Regions from separate parts of the Homo sapiens genome. Here all the other regions are linked to region 2. The links are chromatin loops, found by intact Hi-C in ENCODE. Cell type or tissue: heart left ventricle. All regions are shown on one strand. Links, peaks and the distances in the headings refer to the core of each region. The heading gives the core; the rest is flanking DNA.

What was found. Hi-C counts contacts between places; a loop is a spot of excess contacts. Peaks named below come from ENCODE experiments on the same cell type or tissue, not always from the same donor. Only the 100,000 strongest peaks of a DNase experiment are listed, where the experiment ranks them.
Region 1: it touches region 2 in a loop (2.6-fold over the local background); 8 of 110 quality-filtered maps call a loop at or near these places.
Region 3: a loop joins it to region 2, with 4 times the contacts of the local background. A loop is called at or near these places in 8 of 110 quality-filtered maps.

What each region holds. Positions count from the first base shown.
Region 1 is chr14:104,705,182-104,714,773 of GRCh38, reverse strand. INF2 (inverted formin 2) reads right to left here. Exons shown (of 23, transcript NM_022489.4): 6 at 8,598-8,739; 7 at 7,723-7,864; 8 at 6,772-7,521; 9 at 6,187-6,338; 10 at 6,042-6,103; 11 at 5,391-5,493; 12 at 5,069-5,154; 13 at 4,586-4,686; 14 at 3,767-3,837; 15 at 3,588-3,695; 16 at 3,075-3,145; 17 at 2,221-2,341; 18 at 1,782-1,946; 19 at 1,465-1,567; 2 more. Among named protein-coding and RNA genes, the nearest start is that of ADSS1, 14 kb to the left of the region's middle. RefSeq lists enhancers at 1-98, 7,732-8,322 and a silencer at 5,897-6,046. In heart left ventricle, for the core only: CTCF peaks have their summits at 5,719 and 5,937 (motif pointing right); a DNase peak (open chromatin) is centred at 5,946.
Region 2 is chr14:104,576,279-104,585,870 of GRCh38, reverse strand. C14orf180 (chromosome 14 open reading frame 180) reads right to left here and starts at 6,107. Exons shown (of 5, transcript NM_001008404.3): 1 at 5,868-6,107. In heart left ventricle, for the core only: no CTCF peak of the experiment used is centred there; DNase peaks (open chromatin) are centred at 3,010, 3,630, 4,710, 6,100 and 1 weaker place; H3K4me3 peaks cover 3,104 bases; H3K27ac peaks cover 5,324 bases; H3K27me3 peaks cover 2,377 bases.
Region 3 is chr14:104,717,420-104,726,834 of GRCh38, reverse strand. It overlaps INF2 (inverted formin 2), which reads right to left. Exons shown (of 23, transcript NM_022489.4): 23 at 4,300-8,040. ADSS1 (adenylosuccinate synthase 1) reads right to left here and starts at 2,606. Exons shown (of 13, transcript NM_152328.5): 1 at 2,373-2,606. The coding sequence starts at 2,564. RefSeq lists enhancers at 859-1,559, 4,356-4,855 and a silencer at 2,390-2,799. In heart left ventricle, for the core only: CTCF peaks have their summits at 1,624, 2,893 and 3,107 (motif pointing left); DNase peaks (open chromatin) are centred at 1,646, 2,724, 3,094, 4,634 and 2 weaker places; H3K4me3 peaks cover 2,508 bases; H3K27ac peaks cover 5,492 bases.

The DNA.
Region 1 (9,592 bases), core at 1,110-9,109, 130 kb before region 2:
GACCCCGAGGAGTCGGTCACCGCATCCTCGGAGAAGGACTTGTCCAGGGATGTGTCCAGTGCGGACTCTGGGGCCGTGTCCTCCTCGTCCTCGTCCTCATCCCCACCTGGGCCTGCTGCAGGGGGTCTGGCACCACGGCTGTGGACAGCGTCCTCCAGCCCCTCACTTGTGCTGTCGGCCTCGGCCTGGAGGACGCCCAGCAAGGACGTGGGATCCTTGGCATCTTGCCTTGAACTTCCGGCTGCAGGGGGCTGGTTGCTGGAGAACTTGAGGGGCTTCAGGGCCTGAGCATCTCCCAGAGTCACCGGCCAGGCCCCCTCCAAGGGCTGGGGGCACTGGGGATCCTCAGTGGTTAGGACATCGCTGGCATCCACATACCAGGAAGAACGCCTCTCCAGGGGCCGTGGACCACCCTCCTCCAACTGCTCCAGGGTGGGCTGAGGGCCGGGGGTCACGGCGTCTACAAGGTCCCAGCCCCGGGACTCGCTGGCTGTTGTAGCATCAAGGCCGGGCTCAGAGGCGGGACAGCGCGTGCTGCCCACGGGATCTCCTGCAGGGTTACTGGTGGCCACTGGATGGAGGGACACACCAGTGAAGGGCAGGCACCCTGCCCCCGAGCCAGCCCAGGTGCAGCCTCCTCCATTCCGCTGTCTACCTGAACGCCCTGCAAAACCTCCTCCCCAGAAAGCCTCCTCTGATGTCTCAGAGCAGGACCCGGCCTCAGCGTCCTTGGTCTGTCTACACTGTGGCAGGGTGGGGGACACTGGGCCATGCCATTCCCAGCACCCTGAGGCAGCCACCCCAGGAATGGGGTCCTCCCACCAGGGCCTTGCCGCCTGCCTTTCCTGCCACCTCTAGCACCCTCTGAGCCCAAGGGCATCGGTCAGTGGGCCTGGCCTCATCTCTCTGGAGCCCAGCGGGCTGGACTGCTGCTTCAGCACTGAGGGCAGGGCCTGCGGTTACAGTGGAGGAGCTGGAGTGAGTGGAGGGAGGGATGAGGGCTGAGCGGCCACCACCTGTCCCCTCGGCTGTCCCCAGTCTTAGGGGCCTCCAGGGTGGCCCAGGGAGAGGAGAGGGCTTTCCAGTGAAGTCAGGAGGACTTCCTGGAGGCACAGGGTAGGGACAGTGGCAAGGGGACCATGAGGAGGCAGTGGGAGAGGGTCTTACCAGGCTCTGTGGCTCTTGGGGGATCCATGGAGGCTGCCTTGCTGCCCCCGTCGGTGTCCCCGCGGCCCCGGGCTGTCTTCCGCAGCTGGAAGCCCTTCCTGATGTCAGCCAGCAGGGCATCGATGACACACACCTCCTCCTGCTTCCCGGGCCCCTTCCTGACTGAGGAGCGTGGGGCACTCAGAGAGCGGCATGGGACCCTGGAGCCCACCTAGAGGGCTGGGGGTGGTGGGGAGGCTGGAGCACAGACAAGGATCCCAGAGTCACCCCCTCCCCGCCCAGCCGGCCCAGCCTCACCAGGCTTCCCGTCCTCTCCCCGAGGCCGCCGCGCCTCCTCCTCCGCCAGCTGCTGCTTCCTCCTCTCTGCCTTCGCCGCCTGCTCCTTCCGGTCCTTGTTCTCCTGCACTGGCAGATGTGGCCCCGTCACCCCAGCGTGGCATCCCTCAGGGGCTCCATGGGCCTGGGCGTCCCCCTCCCTGAGCCGCAGCAGCGCAGGGCCCACATGGCTGTGTCGGCCCGACGAAAGGTGCCTCTGCCCATCCTGCCGGAGGAAGGCCAGGGGCCTCGGGACCCCACTCTAGCCAGACAGGCTGTGTCCCGCCGGGCTGCCCCACCTTCAGGGCGCGGAGGAAAAGGTCCCGGAAAGCCTTCATGGTGCTGAACGTGTCCTCCAGGGACAGCTGCTGGGCGTCCTCACACAGGTAGTCGGCCAGCTCCCGTTGCTTCTGCTCGATGGCCTCAAACAGCTCATCCAGTGCCCGGAAGGCCGAGATGCTGGCCTGGGGGCAAGGGCACGTGACAGTCCCGTGAGAGCCCCGCGCGGGCACCACCCGGGGTGAGGCCCTGAGTTGCGGGAGGGTGACGGCCACAGGGACAGGCCCTGAGGACGGTGGTCTCTGACAAGGAGCAGGGGCCTGTGCCCTGACCATGCACACCTGGGGAAACTCGGGCCCCAGGATCCACCCTGGAGCCAGGAGACAGCACAGCCACTCGCCCAGCTCACTCTATCAGGGCAGCCTCTCCCGCCAGCCCCAGGCCCAGGTGCCCACTTGCCTGGAGGCGCTCGGTGTACTGCTCCTGGACCTCGGCCACGGAGGCAGACACCTTCCGCTCGGTCTCCAGAAGCTTCTTCAGGTTGGAGCTGGCCTCTGAGCGGATGATCTCCAGGTTGATCCTGAAAGGTGAGGAGGGCCGGGCAGAGACAGCAACGGCTGACGTCAGCCTCGCTGGGACAGGGGAGCCCCTCCCCTGCACCCCCCGGCACCCCACTGTGCACCCTGCAGGCTGTACTCTGAGGCTGCACGTGCAGTGTTGGGGTTGAGTGCCTGTTCCAGCTGACCCTCAGCCCCCTGTGAGCATCTGGGCGGGGACCCTAACGGTCAGCCTGTCCTGCTTGCCTAGTTCTCCCCAAGGCTGAGCAGCTCCTGAGCCAGAGAACCTTCCAGGGCAGGTGGAGCCCGGGAAGAACTCCGTGCTAGGGGCCCGGACTGTGTAGTGGGGTGGCCCAGGCTGCCCTCCTGCCTGGGTTGTGTGACCCAGGAGGTGACACTGCTTTCCTGGGCCTCCGTTTCCTCATCTATACAATGAGGGAGGCCCGAGCCTGCTCACGGCTGTCGTGAAGGTCCACCTTGTGAAGGGGCTGTATTAGACCTGCCCGTGGTGTGACCCTGACCTGGCCAGCCCTTGCCCACTCTAGGCCTGTTTCCTCGCTTAAGTCAGAAGGGGATAGGCCACGGCAGACCCGGTCCTGTCCCAAAAGGGAAGTGTTCTATTGGGCAGGGCTCCGTGGCGCCGGGGCTGCGCTGCAGCTGTGAGACCCAGCCCTGGCGGGCAGCCACCTCACTGCCTGGGGACAGAAGTCAGGCCCCCACCTGGCTGAGGTGGGCGGGCTGGCAGGAGCTACCTACCCTGCTGCTTGCGAGGGCTGTTCCAGGTCCCGGGGCAGCTGCAGGAGGTCGGGGTGGCTCTTTTCCGCTTCCTGCAATGGGACACGTCCAGTGAGATCCACTGTGGTCATACTCTCCACCTGGGGATGACCCTGTTCCCACTCCCCCAGCTCTAACCCTTAGCAATTAAGGTCCAGAAAACCCCCAGTACTCCAGACCCTCAAATCTTTCCCTTGGGCCTGGCTATGACTTTGTGATGTTTCTGCTTTTCCTAGGGACTGTCCCCCAGATCAGGGACAGGTATCCTGGGGAGGGACAAGGCTCGTGCAGGGGAGCCAGTGCTGCAGGAAGGAAGGGGTGCTGGGAGGGGTGGGGGCGTGGCTCTGACTGAGGCTGCTGGCTCTAGACGGAGCCCTGAGACAGGGAGACCGGCGGCCTGAGTGGTGGGCATGGGGGTATGGCCTCTACGCCTCTACACCCCAGGTCCGGGGGGACTTGAAGCCCTCCCATTATGCCCCCGCCACCACGGCCCACCTCCAGCACGTGGTGCAGCAGCGTCACGCGGTTCTGCTGGGACTTGGTCTCCGTGAGCTTCAGCAATGTGCTGATCTTGAAGCCGTCGGCGTCACCGGTGTGGCTGCCCTGGGAGGGGCAGGGAGTGAGTCTCACCAGCCCCTGGCACCAGGTGGGATGGGGAGCTGCCCCTGACTTACGTAGTTGAGGAAGTTCCCAATTCTCAGGATCAGCTGGCAGAAGATGGGCAGCTGGCGGCTGGTGAGCAGGCCTGCAGGGGCAGCCAGGGCTGGAGAGGGGCTCTTGGTTCGGAGCCCCCAGATGCCCTGGCGGTGGGGTGTGGTCCTGCTTGCCAGTGCCCCTGCACTCCCTGGCTCCTCCCCAGGCTCAGCCCAGCACCGGAAGGATCACAGGACAGGGCCTGGGGGCTGCAAACCCTCCACCGACGGGAGTGGACACCTACAGTGTGCCTGACAGACGTGAGCTGTGCCTCACTGGTCCGTACCTGTCCCTCTCCCTGCCCAGTGGCTGTGGCAGGTCCCCATGGATTCCCCTTTCAGAGATGGTGCCCGTGTGTGTGCACTTATGTCTGTACATGTATGTGAGGGTGTGTGTGTTGGGGGGGTGTGTACGTGTGTCTGTGTGTCCTGTGTGCATGTGTGTGACTGTGCTTGTGGGCTTGTGTGTGTGCACGTGCCCGAGTGGCGGTGTGCATGCGTGTGTGCACGTGCCTGAGTGGCGGTGTGCTTGTGTGTGCGCGTGCCGGAGAGTGGCAGTGTGCTTGTGTGTGTGCACGTGCCCGAGTGGCGGTGGGCATGCGTGTGTCTGTGCGTCCAGTAGGTGTGTGCACCGAGGTGGTGGCAGCAGGGTGGTTTCCGGAGTGGTGGTGAAGGCTGGCACCCTTAGGTGCTCTTAGCAGCCATTATGATACTGGCAGTAGCAGGGGCCCCGAGCAGCCCTCCCGCCCCGGTTCGGAGGCCTGTCCCTCCTGCACACGTGCCCCGCTTGGCCCCACTCACTTTCGCAGGCAGCCAGCACCAGCTGGGCCTTGGGCCGCACCATGTCCAGCACGGCGGCCGCGCCCTCACACAGCAGCATGCACTCGATTCGCAGCTGGTAGCTGGGGATGGCACAGACAGGGATCAGTGGCCTGCACCCCCCACCTGTCCCTGCCAGAGGGGCACTCAGCACAGGGCTCTGGCTTGGGTGGTGGGCAAAGGGAGGGGGTTTCCACCGCCTGCCCCATCCAACAGGCACCCTCCCGGGCCTGCGCAGAGCAGGATCCAATTCCTCCAGAGGCCTCCAGCCCCACACTTTGAGGGGAAGGACTGGGGGTGGGGCTCGAGTGATGTTTAGAAGCCCAACCGCTGCAATGCTGCTCCTGGAGCCCGGGGCAGCCATTGGCACAGCCTCTTCTCCTCCCTGGCTGGGCCCTGCTCCCTATTCCTGCTCTCCTCCCACCTGGGGCCCAGGCCCTGGGGTCTGAGGGCGGCCATGCTCACCAGGGAATGGCCAGCAGGAGGAGGTAGAAGTGGTCGGCGCTGGCCAGCTTGGCTCGCTCCTCTGTGAATGCCCGCAGGTTTTCAATCTGCCAGGAGGAGAACGGCATGTGGGATCCCCCCATGCCAGCTTCCCGCCCTCCCGGACTGCCCGCCGGGCTCAGCCCCTCCAGTGCCCATCATGGCTCCCTGTGGCTCACGGTTCAGGGCAGAGGTAGGGCTGGGATGCCTCCCTTCTCTGTCTCCCTGCTGGGAGCCCCCGGGACAGCCTCTCCCTTGGTTGGTGGCACTAACTGGGGGTGGGGTGTGGGGGTGGTCCTCTTACCTCGTGCTTCTCGGGAAGGAGCTTAAGGAGTTGTTTGAGAACCTCCACATCAAACTTGGTGGTATCTCCAGCCCGGATCATAGCAGCGACCTCCTCGTTGGAGCTGGAGCAGGGAGAGGACCGGGCAGGGGTGAGTGAATCATGAGTCACCCCCACCCAGCCTCTTTGGGACCCCACCTGGCAGGGTTTCCCCACGTAGTCATGGGGTGGCCAGGGCAGGGGGGACACAGAACAGTCGAGTTGTTGCCCACGGTCACGCGGTGAAGGGGACCCAGGCTGACTCCCACCCTCGCTACCCTCCATGGGCCCTGCTCAGGAGATGCAGGATGGGTCGGGTCCAGCCAGCTCCCTCGGGCCAGTGCTGGACACCCGCAGCAGGAAAGGACTCGGGGGCTGAGAGTCAGGGCCCACTGGTTTAGCCACTACTTGTCTGTGGCCTTGTGGGGGGAGGTCCCAGCGCTCTGTCCCTGGGAGCCTGGACAGCCCCTAGCTGGGGCAGCATGGGGCTATTACCCGCCTACAATCCTGCCTAGGGGATGCAGTGTGCACTTCCCATGGCGGCCTGCAGAGGGCACTGCTGGGCCCAAGTCAGAAGGCTCAGGTGGAGGCGAGGCTCCGTGGCCTGGGATGGGGGCTACCTCCCTCACTCACCACTTAAATTGCTTCAGGAAGATGTTGAGGTTCAGGCTCTTCTTGGCATCGAGGAAAGTGATCTAGAAAACCCCCCACCCAACAGGCTGGTACCGGAGGGTGGCCAGGCAGGCGGCCCCGGTCTGAGTCCCCTCCCCGTCCCCACCTCCTTGGGCTCCTTCCTGGCCCGGGGGGCCACCATGGTGGGCTCCTTGGGCTTGGCTGCAGGGAAGGAGAATAGTCGCTCGATGCTGGAGAAGTCGGGCTCCACAGCCTCGGCGTCGGGGCTGCTCAGGGACGCCCACATAGAGTTGTGCTCTGTCGGGTGGGGACACGGCCAGTGAGGCTCTCGCAGCCCCGGGGCCTGGCGATCCAGCAGGCAGGGGCTGGAGCCTCCCAGAGGGTCTAAAGGATGTCCTGCCTGGGGCCCAGTAGGTCCAGGTCCAGCGTACAGCAGGCACCCTACCTCCCTACCTGAGCACCTGTAGCAGGGCCCCAGGGCACCATGGCACCCCAGATGCACTGGCTCACGGGAGCATGTGGAGGGGGGTCCTCAGAGGTAGCCCCTGCCCTGCTCCTCCCCCGTCCCCACCTCAACCACAGGCGCCGAGCCCAGAGCAAGGGCCAGGCTGCCCTGGCCACGCACGGGCAGGACGCGCACACAAGTTCCATGTGCCACCTGCCCCTCTCCCCAGCAGAGACCAGCCCCCGTCCTAGGGGAAGCTTCCCTTGGGGGTCTGGGGACCCTCACCACGTGCCACGTTGGATGGCAGCTTCTGCCAGTTCAGCTTCTTCATGCGCAGTGTGGGTGGGTTCACCCGCCGATGGCTGGGGACCCATGCTGAGCCCAAGCCATGGTCCACCTGGGCCACGATGACCTCCTCCATGCCTCCCGCCACGGGGGGGCTGCAGGTGCAGGGCAGTAGTGGAGGTGGGGGTGGAGGAGGGCCCCAGCCCATACCAGGCAGCAGGGGTGGGGGTGGGGGCGGGCATCCCAAGCCCGGGAGTGGTGGAGGTGGTGGGGGCAGGAACTCACAGGAGCCTGGCAGGGGTGGTGGTAGAGGAGGTGCTGGGGGGGCCATGGCCCCCAGGCCTGGCAGGGGTGGGGGCGGGGGTGCTGTTGGGAGGGCCTTAGCCCCCACACTGGGCAGGGGGGGTGGTGGGGGAGGGGGAGGGGGCTCGGCACTGGAACCAGGGAGCAGGGGTGGGGGTGGGGGTGGGGGTGGGGTGGACGCCTGCTGCTCCAGGGCTCTGGGCTGCGAAACTTTCAGGATGCTCTCACTCTGGGCGTGGTCCACGGGCTCGCAGGCAGCAGCTGCTGCTGGCTGCTGGCCCTCCACGCTGGGCTTGGGGGTTGTAGTGTTTTGCGGGGAGCTGCCCCTCTGGCTCTGGTCTAGGTTGGCCTGGACGCTTTTATGGGCCTTGACCAGGGGGCTCGGTCTGGGTCGCCCCTTGACAGACAGGAGCCGCTCAACCACTTCCTCCAGGGTGCATTCCTGGGCTGCAGTAGGGGATGTCCAGGGTCAAGGGAGAAGGGAGCCGGAGAGGGAGGGATGGGGGCTTGAGGAAGAGGCAGGAAAAAGCGGCCACCTCCCCTGGGCAGAGGATGGGTTGGGGCCAAGGGCAGGCTCCCCCCCCCATGGTCTAAGACCTCAGTGTCTGCCCACCAGGCTGTGCCTACGCCCCTGCCCCGCCCCCTCACCATCGCTGGCCAGGAGCACGGCCCGGTTCACGAGGCTCTCCAGGGCCTCCCAGAGCAGCTGGCTGGAGCGGAGGGTGGGCTCCAGGTGCAGGAGGCCCTGCAGCACCGACAGGAGCTGGGCAGACACCGGGGAGCAGCTCACCTGGACGGGCGAGTGTGGGGTGCAGGTCAGCAGCCGGCCCCTCCCTGGTGGACTAAGGACTGTGGCCTGTCTGCCAGGGTGTCCAGCCCCATCACCCCCTCTATTCCCACGGATCCCTAGAGATGAGAGTTTCAGCGACTGTGGTACTGGTGACATGTGGGACTGTCCTGTGCATTATGGGATGTTAAACAGAACCACTGGTCTCTACCTACTCAATGCCAACAGCACCCCCTGCCCAGCCGTGGCAGCCAAAAATGTCTTCAGATGTTGCCAGATGCCACCTGGGGACACAACTGCCCCCAGATGAGAGCTGCAAGGTTCAGGGAATGAGGGGAAGGCCTGAGCTTGACGAGAATTCAGCCTCTTAGCCCCTCACCAAGCCCTGAGGCCTCTGAAGCCCACCTGATGGGGACTGGGCAGCTGGGGCCCAGGACAGTAAGGCCGGCTGTGGGCCGCACTGGTCTTTGGAGCCCCGTCCTTCTGGGTCCTGTGGCCCTGGCTTTGCCCCCAGGGCCCAGCCCGGCCCCCAGGCTGCCCGCTCTAGGCGCCACCTCCCTTTCCAACCCCTGGGTCCTTGCTGCTCCCTGGAGTCTCACCCCAAAGCTGGCACCATGGCCCAGGTCACAGCAGGGTCTGACCAGGGCAGGGAGGACCGTTCCAGGCCCAGCCTCTGGACCTCAGGGCCACAGCCTGCCCTGGAGGGCTGCCCTCCGCCCTGCAGCCCCCAGCCCACCTTGTGGAACAGGGAGGCAAAGACCTCCTGGTGGCTGCTCATGTCGACCCCGCCAGAGACTCGCAGCAGCTCCTCCTCGTCCTCGGCCTTAGCCTCCTCGAAAGCCTCCAGCTGGATCAGCAGGTCGGCATCCTCCAGGTCTCTGTGCAGGAGGGGCCAGGTGGGCTAAGCCTGCTGCTGCCACCACCAACACGCAGGCGGGGCAGCCTGGGTCAGCGCCAGTGTACCAGCCCCGCTCAGCCCACCTGGGACTCTGAGCCAGGCCATAGCCAGCTGTGGCTGACATGTGACCCACATAGCCAGGGATAGCGACCTAAGAGTGGCAGCTCCCAGGTCAGTGCCTTGCGCCCTGCCAGGCTGCCCCCGGGTCACCAGGCACCCGCACGCCCCTGGGGAAGGGGAAGGGCGAGTATGCCCACTCCCATCGAGTAACGTGCACCAAGGCCTGGGGAGGTGGCACACAATGGAACCGGGCCGTGACCTTGGGGGAGGGAAGGCCCTCCCCTGGGCGCTGCGTGACTACAGTGAAGACCACACCTGAGGTGGGTCCACAGGGCTGCATGGATACAGGAGGGGCGGGGCTCTGGCCTGAGCAGGAGGAAACTTAGTGTTCACTGGGCCTAGGACTTGCCAGTCATCTCAGTCTGGTCAATGAGCACAGCCCTCCGCAGGCAGGGCCGGCCCCCTTCAGCCCACACTGGTGGGGCACAGGCACCCATGTGGGCAAACTTTGCTGAGGCCATTTCTGTTTTTTTTTTTTGAGATGGAGTCTCGCTCTGTCACCCATGCTGGAGTGCAGTGGTACGATCTCAGCTCACTACAACTTCTACCTCCTGGGATCCAATGATTGTCCTGCCTCAGCCTCCTGAGTAGTTGGGATTGCAGGCACATGCCACCACGGCCAGCTAATTTTTGTACTTTTAGTAGAGATGGGGTTTCACCATGTTGGCCAAGCTGGTCTCGAACTCCTGACCTCAGGTGATCTGCCCATCTTG
Region 2 (9,592 bases), core at 890-8,889:
CCACCCCTCAGCACGGCTCACACTCTCTCTCTGTGTCTCTCTCTGCACCGCGCCCCCGCCGATTCTGTGTCTCTATCTCTCTGTCTCCATCTCTCTGTCCCCCTGCCTCTCTCTGATTCTGTCTCTATCTTTCTATGTCTCTCTCTCTGTCTCCATCTCTGTCTCCCTGCCTCTCTCTAATTCTGTCTCTATCTCCCTGTTTCTGTCTCTGTCCCCCTTCCTCTCTCTGATTCTCTCTCTATCTCTCTACCTCTATCTCTGTCTCTCTGTCCCCTCCTCTGTTGCGCTGGTTGCTTCCTGGCTGTGAATGGCGCCTCCTCGCCTCCACCCCCGTGTCTTTGGCGGCAGAGGCTGTGCTCTCCTCATTCGTGCTCACCGGTGGAGCCCCCCAAGTGTGAATTTTCTCTCACAGCCTTGGCAGGGTTCTTGACTTTTGGGCACTCCTCCCTACAGAGGGGTGCAGTGCCTACCAGGCATCTGTGCAGGTGCAGGTGTCTGCCTTTCAAGGGCTCTGGGGGTGATGAGCCTGCCTCTCTTGCTTCAGGTCGGGAAACTGAGGCCAGAGGGGGCTGGGGCTTCCCTGGGAGCTGATGCCAGGCCAGGTCCTCCCTGCCCTGCTCCCAGCTGGATAGGGGGCAGTGTGGGGACCTCCTGCTGCCCTTCAGGTTCTCCCCTGCCCTGGGGTCCTTGGAGGGTACTGCCGCCCCTGCCCCTCACAGGGCAGGTGTTTGCATTTCCTGAGATGCTTCCCTGGCTCCCCGTGGTCCTCCAAGGACCCTGCCCCCAAGGGCTGAGAAGGGGGAGGGTGAGAGTGAGGGGCCTACATGGTCCTCAAGGATAACTCCTCCAGGGTCCCCCAAAGGGATGGGTGCCTCAGAGGTTCAGGGCAGGCCTGTGGGAGGAGTGGTTTGGGTGGATACTGCAGTGACTCCAGCAGCCGTGTGCCGTCCTCTACAGGAGATAACAGGGTGGCCATGACCACCTCCCCAAGTGGGCATAAATACTGCAGACAAGCAGAGTGCCCTGTTAATGATGTCTGGGAGGACACTGTCTGGACGGGTTCAATTATTTCAAAAGAGAGCAATTTTCTGCTATCGCCGGATCAGGTTTTTATTGCAAATAGGGTTGTGGCAGGAGCCGGCCATCCAGGGGGGTGGCGGGGAGGGGCGGCTTATCTTCAGGACCTGCTCTCAGAGAGTGGCTGTGGGAGAGGTTGTGCTTGCAGGCCCAGCTGAGCTGGGGCCCCGTCTCCTGGGGCCAGGTCACCTGGAATGTGGGCTCTGCGTGATCCCCAGGGTTAGGGAAGCCACAGAGTGCCAGGCCTGTCCTGGTGTTTTGGGGATGCTGCCTGGCAGGGCAACCTTGACTGCCTGTCCGTAGCAGGGCTGGGGCTGGAAGGGCTCTCTGGATGCCATTGACTCAGTTTCCACCCTGGGTGGGATAGAAACTCTGCTAAAGCCCAGGGTGGGGTTGGGGGTGGAGCAGAGCCCCCCAGTGACCTCTTGGACCCAGAGCCCGGGCTCTCCCACTGCCCGGCGGAAGGAGGCTTGTGCATTCGGGGTCATTTCCTGGGGCTGCACGGCCTGGGGCTGGCTGGCGTGCCCAGGGCCACAGCCCCTTGCCAGGCGACCCTGCAGCAGCATTCCAGGGGGCCCAGCCAGGTTCACTCCTCATGGGGAAACAGGCCTGGAGAGGCTTGGGCCGACGGAGTCACGCAGGGATGCAGGGCTGGACGCAGTCTCCCCCAGCTCCTGCCAGCAGCTCTCGCTATTCACCCCTCCTTGGCCTGGGGTCTGTCCAAGGGATGGTGGGAAAACAGTGTGTGTGTGCACGTGTGTGAGTGCACACATGTGTGAGTATTCCCCTGAGTGTGCAAGTGTGAGAGTGGGCACGTGTGTCAGAGGGCATGAGTGTGCACGTGTGGGGTGTCTGTGTGTGTGAATGTGTGCATGGAGGTGTGGCTATGTGTGCATATGTGTACTTGTATTTCTGTGCGTGCATGTGAATATGCATGTGTGTGTGTGTCCATGCATGTGCCCGTGTGTGTGTGTGAGTGTATCTGCGTATGTGTGGGTGAATGTGTGTGTGTTTGTGTAGAGTGTATGTGAATGTGCAGGCGTAGGCAGTGTGTTTGTGAGGGTGCCTGGCTGTGGCATTAACCATCTGTTGCTGAGCAGCATAACTTGGGGAGGACGCGACTTCGCCTTCTGGGGCACAGAGTTCTGCCGGAATGTGGACAGTCAGGACTTCCTACGGGACAGCACCTCCCCCTCTTCAGGTGTGGGCTCCAGAGCACCTTGTGTGACCACGTGTGACCTTAGGCAAGTCTCCTAATCTGCCTGGGCGTTGGTCTGCTCAGCTGTGAAATGGGGGTGAGGAGAGCAGCAGCCTCTGCGGGCTCGCGTGAGGGTGGGAGTCAGTGCACAGACCCGAGTCCGCACCAAGCCTGTGCTCTGTGCCATCAGCCACTGTTGGCATCACTCGGGGAGGGAATGTGCCCAGGAACAGAGCTCAGGTGGCTCTGGCTGTGTCTGGACAGTCAGGACATCCTATGGGATGACACCTCCCCTCCGGGAGCCCTGGGGCCCTCTCCAGAGATGCACCTTCCCCTGGGCCACGCTCTGCTCCCAGGCAGCCTCCCTGAGCCCTGAGGTCCCCTCTCCAGAGATGCACCTTCACGTGGGCCACGCTCTGCTCCCAGGCAGCCTCCCTGAGCTCCGCGGTCCCCTCTCCAGAGATGCACCTTCACGTGGGCCATGCTCTGCTCCCAGACAGCCTCCCTGAGCCCTGCCATCCCCTCCCTAACTGGGCTTCACGCTTCCCCTTCTGGAAGAGAGGTCTGGCTCAAGTCCTGGGCTCTGTCCTTCTTTGGCTCTGTGACCTCGGGTAAGTGGTGTGACCTCCCTGGGCCTCATTTTCCCCAGTGGAAGCAGGGAAGGAGTGGCTCTGGCATGCTCGGCAGGTGGGGGCGGGGAGGCCTGGGGCCTCTGGCAGGGACAGTGTGTAACTGGAGGCCTCGTGACAGATGGGAGATAAAGGGCGGAAAATAGCTTCAGAGCCTGGACCTGTAAGTGTCCCGCTAGGCCCGCTGCTGGGGAGGGCGCGTCCACCCGAGGGGACTCTACCCCCACTCTGGGAACAGGAACCCCATGGCGCCTCCCTTGGTGCTGGGGGGCTGGGGGGTTCTTACCAGCTCCTCTACTGAGAGGGGGCACCGAGCTCCCTGGCGGAGGGGAAACTGAGGCCCAGAGAGGGAGAACAGCCTGCCAGGTTTCAGAGCCTGGGTTGGGACAGAGGCGGGAGTCAGGGCCCGGAGCTCCCAGTTGTGGGCATGACCAGCCCGTACTGCTGGTGGGAGGTGGGGCCATGAGGGCTGAGGCCCAGGACCTTGGTCTGGGGTGTGACCCTCCAACAGTCTTTGGGGGTCTAGCCCAGTACCCCAAAGACCCCACCTCATCTTGAAGCTGCTGAGAGACGTGAGGGCACTGATGGAGCCCAGCGGCCGTGGCAGTGCCGAGTCCCTCCCCCTCGAGACCAGCCTGCAGTGGGGCGTGGGGGCGGGCCAGTGGTTCTTGCCTGGTTCTGTGGCTTGGATAACGCCAAGCTCTGGGGCCCAGCCACTGCTGCTCCCTCCCACTCCTGCCCCGTCCTCCAGGACGCCGCCCGCTGGCTTCCCGCCTCCTCCCAGGCTGCTGCCTCTGCCTGGCCCGTGCCGCCCGCCCTTTTGCCCACAGCCCACCTCCTGATGTTTCTCTGTCCTCCCTGAGGGTTCCTCGGGGCGGGCAGTGCCCCCCATGCAGCAGCTGGCTCGTGAGAAATCCTGACATCCCACCCACCCCACATGGGAGGTCCTTCCTCGGCTCTGAGCGTGCGGCCCCACACTCCCGGCTCACCCCTCGCCTGGCACTGCCCTTCCTCGGCTCTGAGCGTGCGGCCCCACACTCCCGGCTCACCCCTCGCCTGGCACTGCACCCATTCACACGGCAGCCTCACAGCCTTCCAGGGGCAGAGGGTCCCGGGGCCTGAGCGAGTGCAGGCTGGGGCCAGGCTCCCTGTTTCCCTGTTCCAGGTGCAGCCTCCCCCAGGGCAACTCACTTGGGAGCTGGAGACAGGGGGCCAGGCTCCTGGGAAGCCAGAGACCTCCCTGGGAGAAGCTGGAGACTCACAGCCCCCACCCCCACCACTTACACACACACACATACATACTCTCTCTCTCTCTCTCTCTCTCTCTCTGCCCCTGCCCACCTGGGCTCCTGCTGGTGCTGTACCTCCGGGGTGGCTCAGGCCTGATCAGCCCCGAGATCCACTGGCGGTCACAGCCTCGCTGTCGCAGGGTGTGAACCAGAGCTGTTGCGGCTCACAACCAGCTGAGAAGTTTCCATTACGGCGACACTGAGCAGTGGCCTCAGCGGCCCTGAGGGCCCCGGCTGACTTGCTGCTCTCGGGACAGCCCGGTCCATGGGGAGGCCGTCAACCACGGGCTTGGTGGCCCCAGGAGGAGCTGGGCCTCCTCAGTCTCCCAGCACCTTAGTAGTTTGGCCACAGGCCTAACCCAATGGCCCTGGGGCTGCAGATGCAGGTTGTGCCTTCTTCCGGTGGAAGAAGACTGGGACCATGGACACTGCCTCGCTGGCCTTTCCTCTGCAGGGCGGAGGCAGAACACAGCCAGGCGGGGTGGCTGGGCTCCTGGGAAAAGCCTTGGCTCCCAGCCCAACGCTCACCACTGGAACCACGCTGGCAGCTCCCCAGACAACATGCGTTCTCGACTTAAGTAAGAGGGAGAACTTGTGGGGAGGCCCCTGGCTGGGCTGACCGCCCACTGGGCTTGCTCAGGTGCCTGCAGGCCCTACCAGGTAGGAACAGGAGCAGGAGCTGCCTGGTGGCCCCCTGAGGCCCCTCTCCATGCCTAGATGGGCCCTCACATCCCGAGGTGCAGTTAGGGCTCGAGGTAGCAGCAGTACCGGGTGATGGCTGCTCATCTGCTGGGTGCAGGGGCCACCCTAGGCCTCGAGAGCTCCAGACAGACAGGGCGGGGGACCCCCCCAGGCCCTTCCTCCCATATGTGGAATGGGGGCTGTTTGCCAACTGTCCAGGGCACTGCAAAGCTCAGTAGTGCCCAAGAAATGGCGTGGCGTCCAGTGCTGGGTGGGGGTCCCATGGCCACACAGGGCAGGACAGGGATTCCTTCTGACTGACGGCTCAGAAAAGAGCCAGTTCTCAGGGATTCCCAAACACTGAGAACTAGGCTTCAGTTACTGGAGTAACGAATCCATTCCTGCTAGGCTGGGCCTGCGTAGACTTGCCCTCGGAGGATGCCCCCCACCAAGGCCCTTCAGGGAAGGCTGGCTGGGTTCATGCCTGGCACGGCTGCCTGCATTCCCCTGAGAGTGCAGCCCCTTCTCCCACTGCCCAGGCTGTTTCGCGCAACATCAGGTGCCCTTTGGAAGCTCCTGTGTGGCCAGGAGCACCCCCGCTGCTAAGTTTGAAGTGGCCGTGTTCCCTGCTTCCCCCAGAGGCGGCCTGGCCTCAGTGTGGACACAGGGCCGGCCTGGGACTGTCTCCGTTTTAGGGAAACCATCAGTCCCAGGAGAAGGGGGAAGGGTGGCCACTCTGGAGCTTGTTCAGGTCACTCAGGATCATCAGTGTGTGCTCTGCCCAGTCTCTGCCCACACCTGCTGCCCAGCTGGGGCAGGTTCCCCACCTGCACCTGCCTTTGGCAATCTCTCCGCTCTGCCCAGTCTCTGCCCACACCTGCTGCCCAGCTGGGGCAGGTTCCCCACCTGCACCTGCCTTTGGCAATCTCTCCGCTCTGGCATCTTCATACCCAAGCAGGAAGTGAGCCCCCTCTCCCTGGGGCTGGAACTCACCTGGTTCCCTCCTGGCTCCCCGAGGGACAGAAACAGGCTCTTCGGGATCTCCCTGTGGGGCACAGTCCAGTGAGGTCCTGGACCCTCTTGGCCGGCAGCACCCCTCCCAGGCCCTTGAGAGTTGAGCCTCGGGCAGAACTGCAGGGCACACAGGTGAACGGGCCAGGCCCGCCCAGGCCTCCTTCCCGAGGGCTCTGATCTGGAGGCGCCACCGCCCGCTGGCAGGGCCGGGTCTGTTGTGGCCTTCGTCCCGTCTCCAGCCCTCTCTGCTGGATCGCAAAGCTGGGCCAGCTGGCAGCGGCCAGGCTATAATTACCTCTCCCCTTTGGCAGAAATAGCAGTGAACCCGAGGACAGGCCGCTGGCCCCGGAGCAGAAGGGGGTGGCTGTTTCCCAGGCCCCCGGTGGACAACAGACCATGATTTCAGATAAGACCAGAGTTTGCTGCTGTTCCTACCCCTCCCGGCCCAAATGTGCCCCCTCCCAGGTCAATTCCAGAGCTGTGCAGCTCTTGGAAAAACCTATGGATTGGAATTCGGGGCAGAGTGGGAGAGGGAGGGCACTGTGGGGCTGCGGGAGGTGAGGTGATCACAGAGTCCAGCCTCCAATAAGACCCTGACCCAGCATGGGGCCTCCGTGGTGGCGAGAGTGCCCGCCCTGCCCCAGGCCCCTGTGCCCCTGTGAGTCCTGACCTGGGGTTGCCAGAGGGAGAGGCAAAGAATGGGTCCCAAGCTGCCGTTTTGGGGCACACTGGCCGACCCTCGATATTGCCCTGGCAGGAAGGGGCAATGTATGGGTCAGTGAGCGATGGCAGGGGTGAGGGATCAGCCTTTCTCAGGGTCTGTCCTGGGTGGGCGTCCAACTGCCCTGCCTGGCGCTGCTGAGTCTGCCCCTCATTTGTAGGTGAAAGTGCAGCTCAGAGAGTTGAGGCACCCTGTCCAGAGTCACACAGCCCGGAGGTGGTAGCCTGGCTCAGGCTTGGTGGCCCGTCCTCGCCAGCCCCCCCGTCTGCTGGTGCATGTAAAGGCAGGTCTGAAAGAGGCTGGTGAGGGCATCACTGGCGCAGGGCACCACCACATGTGGGCAGACCCCTGCCTGGTTTGTGGGGCTTTGACCTGTTTCAGGGGACTGCTGGAGGAGGTGTGGAGAGACCCGTGTTTCTCCATTAGGAATGGGGGTGCATCTCCCTTGGGTAAAGCTACAGGACCCCTGGGAGCCCAGGGTGTGCCAGGCTGGGGGACAGTGTGCACAGAGGGTGACTGCTCAGGGCCAGCCGTGGGGCTGCATGGACACAGAGTCCTGGAACCCACCGTCAGAGCATGAGCAACGCAGCCACTGGGATGGGGTTCAGCAGACCGGCCCTCCCCTCACTGCCGTCTTCAGTACAGGGCATGGGGGAGCAAACTTTTCTCTTACAGGGCCATATGGCACACAGTGCGCTCTGTGTCTACACAAACGGGGTGGGCCAGATTGGCAGGAGGGCCTTGGCTCGCTGACGCTTGTTCCAGGGAGAGCACTGAGGAAGGCTGGGTGGTCCTGCTGGCAGTCTGGCTTCCTGGGAAGAGTGAGGTCCTGTAGCCAGACAAGACCCTCTCCCGCCTGTGCCCAATCTGGGCGCTTATCCTTGGCTTCCCAGGGCTGGAGCTGCTCCTCCCAGATTTCAGAGGTCAGGCTGCACTGCCCGAGGTCGGGGGGCTCCGGGACAACTCCTTCCTGACCCTTCTCATTGACAGAGGGGAGGGAACGGTCAGCCCACAGACCTTGGGTGCCGCCCCCTCTCTGTGCTCCCTGGAAAGGCGATGCGGGCTGACCCTGTGGACATTCGCTCTGGGTAATTTATTAGTGAGCTGATGGCTCGGCTCAGGGCTCAGGTCCCAGCGGGGTCATATTTCCGGCCGTATCTGATAGGGCTCGGCTGCACCCTCCTCGCCTCCGTCCATTGCGCCTCACTCCAGCCTGGGCTCTGCAGGGCAAGATAAGGCTGGCCCAGGGGAGTGCTGAGCTGCCGGGTCCGCGGAGGGTCCCCAGTGCCTGTGCCAGGCAGTGCCAGGGAAGAGCCCAGTTGTGTCAGGCCTGCCTGCAGCCGGCAGGTGGGCACATGTGCCCACGGGCAGTGGTGCCAATGACGTGGTGCCCAGGTTTGGGCCCAGCTCTGTCACTGTTCAGCCAGGTGACCTCCGCCACACCCTCATCTCTCCCCGGGAGCTGGGAATGATCGGATGCCCCACCCTCCCCAGATCTTTGTGGTGCACCCACCCTGAGCAGTGCCCCGGGAACACAGCAACTAAGGCCAGCTGTCATTCAGCGGGAGGGCGGAGCATGTCCAGTGGCTGGGCACTCCTGAGCGCTGGGAAAGTCCAGCGAGCTGGCTGGGCTGGGCTGTTTCCTTGGGGTGGTCCTGGAAGGTGGCCGGGGTGGAGTAGGGCGGCACGTGGGAGTGGAGGCTGCAGGGGCTGGAGATTGTGGCTACTCTGGTCATGGCCACGTGGTGCTGGCCTAGACTCCCAGCTCTCCCTGGACCATGGTCTGGCTGGAGTGCGGAGAGCCCTGGGCCTCAGCATGGCCTCATACATGGCTCCAGGCAGGGTCGGGGGTGGGGCTGGAGGGTGTGGAGGCCCTAGGCTGACCTGGGCCAGAGAAGAAAGGGCCGGTGGGTGGGGGAGATGGGGGTGGGGTCCACAGCTGGTTGAAGCAGAAGGACCCCAGGCACAAGAGAGGCCAGCGTTGGCCCAGGGGGTGGGAGTTGGCCGTGGCCCTCTTGCGCAGAGGCCTGGAGGCTGGCCCTTCCCCTGTCTGGCATACAGCCCGGGGGGAAATTCGTGCAGGCTGGCCGACTGCAGCACCAGGGCTTGTGGTGGAAATGGGTCCAAAGGTTCTCCAGGCGTCTCCGGGGCTCAGGGCTGCACCCCTGTCAGCTGAGGCTGTCCTGAGCCCAGCTCCCTCTGTGGTAGTGAAAACGCCCAGCTGAGGCTGTCCTGAGCCCAGCTCTCTCTGCTGCAGTGGGAATGCCCAGCTGAGGCTGTCCTGAGCCCAGCTCCCTCTGTGGCAGTGAAAACACCCAGCTGAGGCTGTCCTGAGCCCAGCTCTCTCTGCTGTAGTGGGAACACCCAGCTGAGGCTGTCCTGAGCCCAGCTCCCTCTGTAGCAGGAGGAACGCCGGGCTGAGGCTGTCCTGATCCCAGCTCCCTCTGCCGTAGGGGGAACGCCCAGCTGAGGCTGTCTTGAGCCCAGCTCCCTCTGCTGTCGTGGGAACGCCCAGCTAAGGCCGTCCTGAGCCCAGCTCCCTCTGGGGCAGTGAAAATGCAGCTGAGGCTGTCCTGATCCCAGCTCCCTCTGCTACAGTGGGAATGCATCTTTGTAGCTCTCGTCTCTGCAGTGGGTCGTCAGCTGCTTCATGACCACAGGAAACCCCCTGAGAGGGCTTGGTTGAGGGTCTCCAGCTGGGTGGGGACGGTGGCTGATGGGGTCATGAGAGGCCCCATAAACCATGACCACGGTGAGAAGGCCCTGGAGAGGACTACGGGAGAGGGCAGGCAGGGGTGGCGGTGGTGGGTGAGTCCAGGGCCGGTGGAGGCCGCATGAGCAGGTCTTTGCCACTGGCACACTCAGAGCCAGTGCTAGGTCAGGAGGGACAAGGAGTGAAGTCCTCACAGGACTTGCCACGTGGTGGTCACAGGTGGGCTTGGCCCAGGCACCCTGGGGGTTGGTGGGAGTGAAGCCTGAGGGT
Region 3 (9,415 bases), core at 1-8,000, 140 kb before region 2:
CCTGGCAGCCAGCCTGCCTCCCAGATGCGGCCCAGCCCGCTCTGCCCACGGCGTGCACTTTGACCACCTGGACCACTCGGCCCTCGCTCTGTCCTCTGCTCAGCCCCTTGAGTGAGAGGGTGAGGTTTGGCCTCTGTGCGCCTGGAGACCCCCATGTCGGGTACCTTCATCTGGCTTCAGGCATCCACACTCCAAGTAAGAAAGACGCAGTCTTCCCTGGGGAGATCCAGCCAGACCCTCTGCCAGCCTCTGACGACATGGGGTGGTCAGACATGGTGTGCACAAGAACAGGGGAGGTGCTGGGAGCCCGGTGGTAGGGGAGAACCCCCACCGCTAGGAGGAGAGATGGGCACTGTGAGGTAGGGGTCACTGAGCACTTGCAGAGAGCCTGGGGCTGGGGCCCCAAAGAAGACCAGTCCCTGACCTTCCCTTGCAGAGCGGCGCCCCGCTGAGATCCAGCTCGGTCCCCGCACTCGCAGGTGGGGACAAAGGGCCAGGCCCTGGGCTATCATGGTGGGCACGTGGCACCAGTGAGGGCTCCAAATGTGGCAGTGACTCATTCCTCCACGCCTGAGCCTCTGTTCCCCTGTGAAGGAGCTCTTCAGGATGATCCTGCCTCACTGGCTCGTGAGGAGGCTGCAGGGGGACAGGTGTGGGCTCCAGGGACAAACCTCTTTTATTCCCACTCACTTGGAGAGCCAGGGGCTCCCTCAGGCTATAGGGTGGCCTGGTGGGGGTGGCCTGGCGGGGGCAGCCTGGTGGCCGGAGTGCGGGATGGGCTCCAGCCTGCTGCATCCTCCGTGCTCCCGTGTGCAGCTGCGAGTGAGCGGGGCTGTGGGGGGACTGGGTGGGGGGCACAGCAGGGAGTGCCCAGATCCAGAACCATCTCCACAGCTGGGAGCGCGGAGCCAGGTGAATGCTGTGTACAGCACCTGTGGGGGCCCCAGCCCGCCCTGCAGAAGTGCATGGCGCCCACCAGAGCTGGCAGCTCATAGGGAGGGGCCTGGGCCTCACGGGAGCAGAGAGGTCTAAGGAGGGTCAGGGGCCGGGGCTGCCCCACGCTGAGGGCGCCCTGGAGGGTGAAGAGCAGTAGAGCGCTGGACATGCCCCCTGGCGGCCCAGGACAAGGTGGCGGGGCAGAGGCAGTGTGGAGGGAGCATGGGCTGAGGACCACCTCTAGGACCTGGGGGATCTCTGGAGCGAGGGATGTGCTTGCCTGCTGCTTAGGACGGAGAGCAAGGGGGGAGGTCCCCCACTGTTCCAGGAAGAACTTTCTAGGAAGCCACAGTCCCTTCCGGCAGGAGGGGCTCGGACAGCCCTGAGCCACACAGGGTGCTGGGCTGACTCCCTTCGTCTTGGGCCCCAGCCCTCCTCTCTGGAGCTCAGGAAGGAGGCCACAGAACCCGGAGAAGGGACGGTGCGGGGGCCCTTGTTCCATTATTGGCAGCAGCCCCAGGCAGGCTCCAAACCCCAGACGCGTGCATCCCAAAGTTGACCCCTTTGTGCCTGGAGCTGTAAGTCAGCCCATGGGCAGCAGACTTGGCTGCCCTGGCATGGGGCATGTAGCCCCAGGGTGGCGGCCCGAGAGAGTGCCCAGTGTGCAGCTCAGTCAGAACAGATGGGGGCGCTGAGAGCAGCTGCCGGCTGGCAGAGGCCCAGCCCTGGGCCCTGGGGGACAAAGCAGGTCTGGCCTCCTCGGTGGCACTGCCAGCCACGGGGTCACCCTGGCCAGAAGTCTGTGGCCCTCCCTCTCCCATGTCTGGCTAGGATCGTCCCAAGCACCCTCCCTCAGGCGCGGCCCCAATTGCCCCCCAGGACGGCCTGGCCCCCTTCCACCTCTGCCTCTCCTTGGCTGACTCACCGGGGTCACCCCCACCCAGCAGGCAGCTTTTACCCCCTCCACCACCTGCAGACCTTGCGGGGAGCCAGGTAAGCCCTATCCCAGACCCAGACAGGCCCCAGGTGATCACTGTAAATGAGGAAGGGGGGTGTCTTGGGGGTCCTCAAACCATCCTGGGGCTGGGTCCTCTGGTTCCCCCATGGAGGGTCCAGCGTCACACCCATGGCATGCGCCACCCCCTAAGGATCGGGTGTCCCCAACTCAGCGACTTGTATTTATAGCTGTGCCCTGGCCCGCTGCCGGGGTGGTGGAGTAGGGGTGGGTGGAAGGAGGGCGGTGTGTGTGGGTCGGGGGTTGTGTGAGTGGTGCGTGTGCGTGCGTGGGTGGGGTGGCCCTGGGAAAGGTGCTCCCGGAAGGAAGGCATCCAAGCGGGTGAGTGACCGGCCAGGGCATGGGAGGACAGGGGCCGTCTGGGTCGGGGGAGGGGGGCTCGCTGGGCGGTGGGGGAGGGACCCGGCGCCCCAGCCCGCACCTGGCAGCGGCTGATGATGTCGGCGTCCGTGGCCAGCAGGTCCACCACCTTGCCTTTGCCCTCGTCCCCCCACTGCGCGCCCAGCACCACCGTCACGCGGGAGCCGGTCGCCGCCGCCTCCTGCTGCAGCCGCCCCCGCTTGACGCCGCCTGCGCCGGGGGGCCGGTCGTTGGAGGCTCGGGTCCCCGACATGCTGGCTTGGCTCTTCCGCTGCGCTGGCCCGGCCAGGAGCCCGCCGCCGCCGGCGTCCGCGCCATTAAATGGAGCCGGGCCGGGGCAGGGGGCGGGGCAGGGGGCGGGCCGGGGGAGGGCCAGGGCGGGCGCAGTGACGCCCCGGTGACCTCCGGCCGCCACATCCCCGCCCCCTCGCCGCTGCCCGGGAAGCCCAGTTGAGTCTCGAGCACTTTAGGGGTGAGGGGCCGCACGGACCAACGGCCAGGCAGGCAGATGGCCTGGGGAGCCGCCCCCACGAATTTGCCAACGGAGGCAGTTTCTCGCTAGCCCGTCGGGGACCAGGGCTTGTGCACCGCGACCTCACCCCCCACCAAGCCCTTGCCGGGCCCAGGACTTCGGGGTTCCAGCAACTGCAGGGGTGGTCGTTCCCTCCAGGGAAGGAGTGCGGTTTGCAAAAGGGGAGCTGCGTCCTGCACCCCACCTAGAGGGTCCGCACTCTCGAGGAGCGCACCTGCCCCCCGTGGAACCCCGAGTGCCCTGGGCGCGGGCGCGCCCCCTGGCGGCCGCGAAGAGCCGCGCAGCGCGTCCTCTCCGAGGACTTTGTGTCCCCGCAACTGCCCGCACTTCTGCCCCACGGCAGGGGCCCCGCGTCCCGCCCGGGCGCGCTGTGGCTCGGGCCTGGCTGTAGCGAGCAGGCGGGCTCCAGCATGGAGCTCCGGCCCTCAGCACCCAAGTCTGGGGTAAAGGGACCCATCCTGTCAGCGTCACCTGGCTGGCATGGGAGCAACCCCCAGGGATGCACGCCACCGTGGGGCCCAGGTTCCCAAGAGGTCCCACACCAGACCTTCCCGGCCCAGCCTGTGGAGGGACTAGGCCCCAGAGGGAGGCGATGGTCTGCGAGGCTCCCGTGTTCCCGGCTGGTTGTCCTGTCTCACCCATCCCGCCCCACCCCTCCCAAGTAGATGAGGCTTGGAGGAAGCCAGCCCTGGTGGCCAAGAGAAGGGTCCTGGGGCCCCAAGGGCGGAAAAGAGAATCAGGTTCTTGCTTCAGAGCAGGGAGGCGGGGTCCTTTGTTCCCTCCCTGACGGCTCTCAGTTGCCAAAGAGCCTGGAGCCACGAGGCCCCTTGGGCTCAGGGCAACTCCAAGGCTAGTGACAGGGAGTCCATGGAGACGGGACACTCCCTGTGAGGAAGGAGTGGAGCTTGGGCCTGTCACAGCAAAGGTCGCTCACACTGAGTTAGTGATTCAGGTGCAGCCAAGGACACCACTGCCCACCCCTGCCTGCAGCCTCCCCACCCCTCCTCTCTTGGCACCTGACCGTGCCCCAGCCTGGGGGAGAGGGGCTGTTTGAAGCCTGGCCTCCTGCCCCCTGCACCCATGTCCCCAGTCCCCTCTTCTTCCACTGGGCACATCGACACTTCCTCTCCCTCAGCATCCTTGCGGGGAAAATGCCGTTGTATGGGTTCCAAGCAGTCAGTGGGGCCTCAGTGGAAAAGCAGTCTTCATGCATGAACTTCCTAGTGCCACCTTGGGGGTGACAGCTGGTCGGGGGTGAACAGACCACCGGCCCCAGCTTGGGAAGGGGCTGGAGCAGGGTTGGAGGGCTCTGAGATTTGGCAGAACCTGGAGCCTGCTGAGAAGGGGCTGCACCTGAGGGTGGGGCAGTGGGTCTGGGGGTGTCAAGGAGGGAATTTGGGGCACAGCAGAGAGCTGTGCAGGTAGGGAAGAGGCAGACTGCAACAGGAGAAACCAAGAGCGTCATGGAGGTTTGTTTCCAGATGAGAGAAACCGACAATGTTAAATGTCCACCAGGAACCACAAAGTCCCATCAGACAAGGAGGTGCTGCCAAGGCCTGGGGGGGGCCACCAGCTCTGAGCCCTTCCTGGGGACCCCTGGGGCTCTGGGCTAGCAGATGTCAGATAGAGGCTTGGGGGACTGGGGGACATGCTAGACCACCTCACTAAGGGGGCTTGGACTGACCCTGCAGAGGCGAACGCTAGTGACTCACTGACTTCTCCAGGCCCGGACTATAAATAGCCACGGGCCCGGGTAGGGGCAGGGAGTTGGGGCTTTTCTAAAAACAGTCCTGCCCAGGCCCAACAGCTGGGGCCCCTGCCAGTCACACGGCTCAGCCCGAATTAGAACACCTCCACCCCTTACCCCCCACAGTGGGCCTGTCCCCAGGTGTGGGCAGCACGGGAGCCACCGAGCTTGGGGCCATCCATCTGGGCCCTGCTGTCTCGATGTGTGACCTTGGGCAAGAACGAGGGTGCATGGGTGTGTCCACCTGTGGGTTCCACTCTTTGGGGGCCACACCTCCCAGTGGGACCATCGCACACAGTGGCCCAGGACACACAGACACCCACAGCCACCTGCATACACGCGTGCAGCCACGGAGCCTCGCCATGCAAGGCACCCCCAGAGCTCCTGTTGGTTTTGGTTCCTTTGCTGGCTGTAGCCCACTAAACTGACTTCTCATGGAGCACAGAGGAAAAAGAAAAACCAGGCTCCAGGAAGGGCAGCTCCTCCTGTCACAGGGTCCCCAGTCCCACCTCTCCAGGCAGGAGGGGCGATGGTCTCACTTGCTGCAGATGACCTTGTAGGTGACCCCACCCAATACTCCATAGTCCAGTTTTACTGGCAGTTCTGTGGAGGGTGGGGAGGGGGAGGAGTGGAGCTATTTAACTGAAAAACAATAGCATGGATGGGAATGAAAAATGGTGCAGCTGCTTTGGAAAACAGTTAGGCAGTTACTTAAAAAGTTAAACATAAACTTAGCGTGTCGCCCAGTTGTTCCTCCGCTACGAATCTACCCCAGAGCAACGAAAACTCGCAGCATCCACATGAGACTACACAGACGTCCACAGCAGCATCCACACGAGGACGACGCAGACGTCCACAGCAGCATCCACACGAGACTACGCAGACGTCCACAGCAGCATCCACACGAGGACGACGCAGACGTCCACAGCAGCATCCACACGAGACTACGCAGACGTCCACAGCAGCATCCACACGAGACTACGCAGACGTCCACAGCAGCATCCACACGAGGACGACGCAGACGTCCACAGCAGCATCCACACGAGACTACGCAGACGTCCATAGCAGCATCCACACGAGGACGACGCAGACGTCCACAGCAGCATCGAGGACGACGCAGACGTCCACAGCAGCATCCACACGAGACTACGCAGACGTCCACAGCAGCATCCACACGAGACTACGCAGACGTCCACAGCAGCATCCACACGAGGACGACGCAGACGTCCACAGCAGCATCCACAGGAGGACGACGCAGACGTCCACAGCAGCATCCACACGAGGACGACGCAGACGTCCACAGCAGCATCCACACGAGGACGACGCAGACGTCCACAGCAGCATCCACACGAGGACGACGCAGACGTCCACAGCAGCATCCACACGAGACGACGCAGACGTCCACAGCAGCATCCACACGAGGACGACGCAGACGTCCACAGCAGCATCCACACGAGACGACGCAGACGTCCACAGCAGCATCCACACGAGACGACGCAGACGTCCACAGCAGCATCCACACGAGACGACGCAGACGTCCACAGCAGCATCCACACGAGGACGACGCAGACGTCCACAGCAGCATCCACACGAGGACGACGCAGACGTCCACAGCAGCATCCACACGAGGACGACGCAGACGTGCACAGCAGCATCCACACGAGACTACGCAGACGTCCACAGCAGCATCCACACGAGACTACGCAGACGTTCACAGCAGCATCCACACGAGACTACGCAGATGTCCACAGCAGCATCCACACGAGGACGACGCAGACGTCCACAGCAGCATCCACACGAGACTACGCAGACGTCCACAGCAGCATCCACACGAGGACGACGCAGACGTCCACAGCAGCATCCACACGAGGACGACGCAGACGTCCACAGCAGCATCCACACGAGGACTACGCAAATGTCCACAGCAGCAGGATTCACAGAAGCCCCAAACTGGAAGCAACCCAGATGTCCATGGACAGAAGAGCAGACAAACAAAATGTGGTCCCTGCATGCAATGGAATGTGCTTCAGCCATGAAATGGAATGAAGTCCTGATACAGCCTGCCGTGAGGATGGCGCGTGAAAACAGCCGAAGGAAGCCAGGAGACATGCATGACATCTGGAGCGTCTGGAGTGCAGGTGAGTGGCTGCCAGGGCTGGGGAGGAGCACGGGGAAGGGGTCGGACTGATGGGTGCGAGAGGACTTCTTGGGGTGACGGAGAGATTCTCAAAATGGATCATTGCACAAACTTGATCTGCTGGAGAGCAAACACCACCGCAGCACACACATAACCAGGGAGTCTGGTGGTTTGTAAATTACGCCCCTGTAGAGCTGCACCCATCTCACCACTGTTGGATGCGGTTCACCACTGGGTCTGCCCTCTTCTAGATGTTTCTTACTGCCTCCTGAGGGCTCCAGGGACAGCCCCTGGCCTGGGGGACTGGGGGACCCTCAACAGTGAATGCTCACACGGTGCCTGGGGGCCCAGGGACCCCTCAACAGTGAGTGTTCACACGGGGCCTGGGGGCCCCTCAACAGTGAGTGTTCACACGGGGCCTGTCCAGCGCTCACCATGTTTGTGGGAGCCCACGTCCACCGCCCACTCCCGCAGCCTCTGAACACGACAGTCGCACACCGGGCTAGGTCTGCTTTTTATTGGCCACGCATCCAGCCGCCAGCCTCAGGGCACACACCTGGCAGGGGGCAGGCTCGGGTAGGCTGCCCTCGCTGGGTGGGCAGTGAGGGGGCAGCGGCTGCTGGGTGTCACCCTGCAGCCCCTCAGGTGGACCTGTATTGTCCCCAGGGCCTGCCCACGCTGGGCAGCTGGCACTGGGAGGGGTTTTCTGTTGATGTGATGGCCAAGTTTCAGCTGCAGGGCAGAGGCCTGGCAGTGGCAGCAAAGGCAGACCGCCCCCCACTCCAACTTCAGGGGCTGGACATGCTGGAACGGGGGCCAGACCCCATGGGAGGGGACCCTGGCCTGCCATGGCACTGCCTGCCAGCTTACCCCTGCCCAGGGCCCCCAACTCAGCCACCTCCAAGCAGTAAAGACTTGCAAAGCATTGCATTTTGATTAAACCTTGCTGGGCTGAAGGGCAGGCAGAGCTGTGGTGGACACTGGCAGGACGCAGCACCCCCCGACTGGCCCTTGGCAGGCTGCACCGGGCGCATGCGGGTGTGGGCCAGGGTTGCCTTTAGGAAGCAGGTGGGAGGCTGGCACGTGCAGGCGGTCCAGGAGGGCACCAGGCCTGGCAGGGCACTGGTGCCTGTCGGGTTCCCAGCCACAACACCCCAAGAAGGCTCCAGGAGGGCCCCGGCTGGGTAAGGCACGGAGTTTTGGTTTCCGGGGCCCAGTCCCAGCCTGGCCCCCAGAAGAGCCTCTCTTGGCAGAATGGCAGCATGTCCTGTGGCCTGGGCTCTCTCACTTGGCCTTGGGCCTGGGCCTGAGGCCTGTAAGAGAGAGAAAAAATGACATTATTAGGAGCAGTTTTGCTGGGTACAATATCAGGTGCCCGCTTCTGGGTGCCCAGGTCCCTGAACCCCTCATCGCCACTGTCCAGCAGGTTGTGCCATGCATCGCAGGTCCACTCTGACCCCAGGCTCTTTCTCTGGAGCAGCACAACTTATCTAGGTGGAAGGTGCCGGGCTGGCCTGGCCAGGCTGGGTTTTGGCAAGGCGTGGCAGCCTGAGCCTGTCTCCTCTCTGCTGAGATAGGGAATCTCTGTGGCCTGTCCCCCACCCCCTGTCTGAGACCCAGGCTGCACTCTGTCCTTACTCATTCATCCCCACTGCCACCCCCTGCAGCCCTCCATTGCTTCCACGTCGGGCCCTGGGCCCCACACGAGGACCCCAGCAGCGCTTTCTCCAGTGGGCTGCTGAGGGCGCTCAGCCCTGCCCCAACAGCTCCCGCCACCCAGACGGCCCCCACACATGGCCCCACAGGCCTCCTGCCCCCAACGCCCTCTTCGCTTTCTGGTCCAGGGGCCCTCGATGGCCCTTGTCTGAGTGTCACCCCCACTGCCACCACAGTGCCAGGTGGTGTCCCAGCTCCCCAGTGGGATGGCCCAAGCAGGGTTTGAGAACCACTACTCTAAACAGACAGCAAGAAAACAAAAACTATCCAAAACAATCACTCAAAGGAGGGTCTCAGCACCATTCCCCACTCAGGGAACCTGGAGAAATGGCCAAGACCAAGGCCCGTGCAGGGATGGGGGGATCAGCAAGTCTGGGGTGAGCTAGGAACAGGGGCTTGTGCCAAAGATGGGAAGCGCTCAGGGCCCCCGCTGGTCCCCATCAAATGCACGGCAGTGGCAGTGAAGGATTACTGCACGTTCAAAACTCACGTGATGGAAAAAGGGAGGGGAGGGGGGAACGCTCGGACGAGGGGCGGCGAACACAGAACCGCGCTGCAGCGGTTGGTTCCACAGGTCACCACCGGTGCTTATTAACCAGACAGCGTGGTGTTCGTGCAGTGGAGGTTCAGAAACCACCCCCGCAGCCGTGGTCAGCGCTGCTGCCACAAACGTCCCCACCCAGCTGGGGAGGACATGGCATCCCTTGGGGTAGAACTCCTGCCCCAAAACTCAACCTGGACCTACTTGGGGGCGCAATCAGGCAAACCCAAAGTGAAGTTATCTTCCAGAACGTCAATGTCATACAAGACAAAAAGGGGCAGGAATGTTCTAGAACAAAAGAGACTGAAGTGATATGATAACCAAACACAGCATGTGACTCTGGATACAATCTTGTTTGCAAAAACAACAAAGCAACAACTAGAGAAGGAATTATTGGGGCAAGTGGCACATCTGCACTGGGACCGAGTATT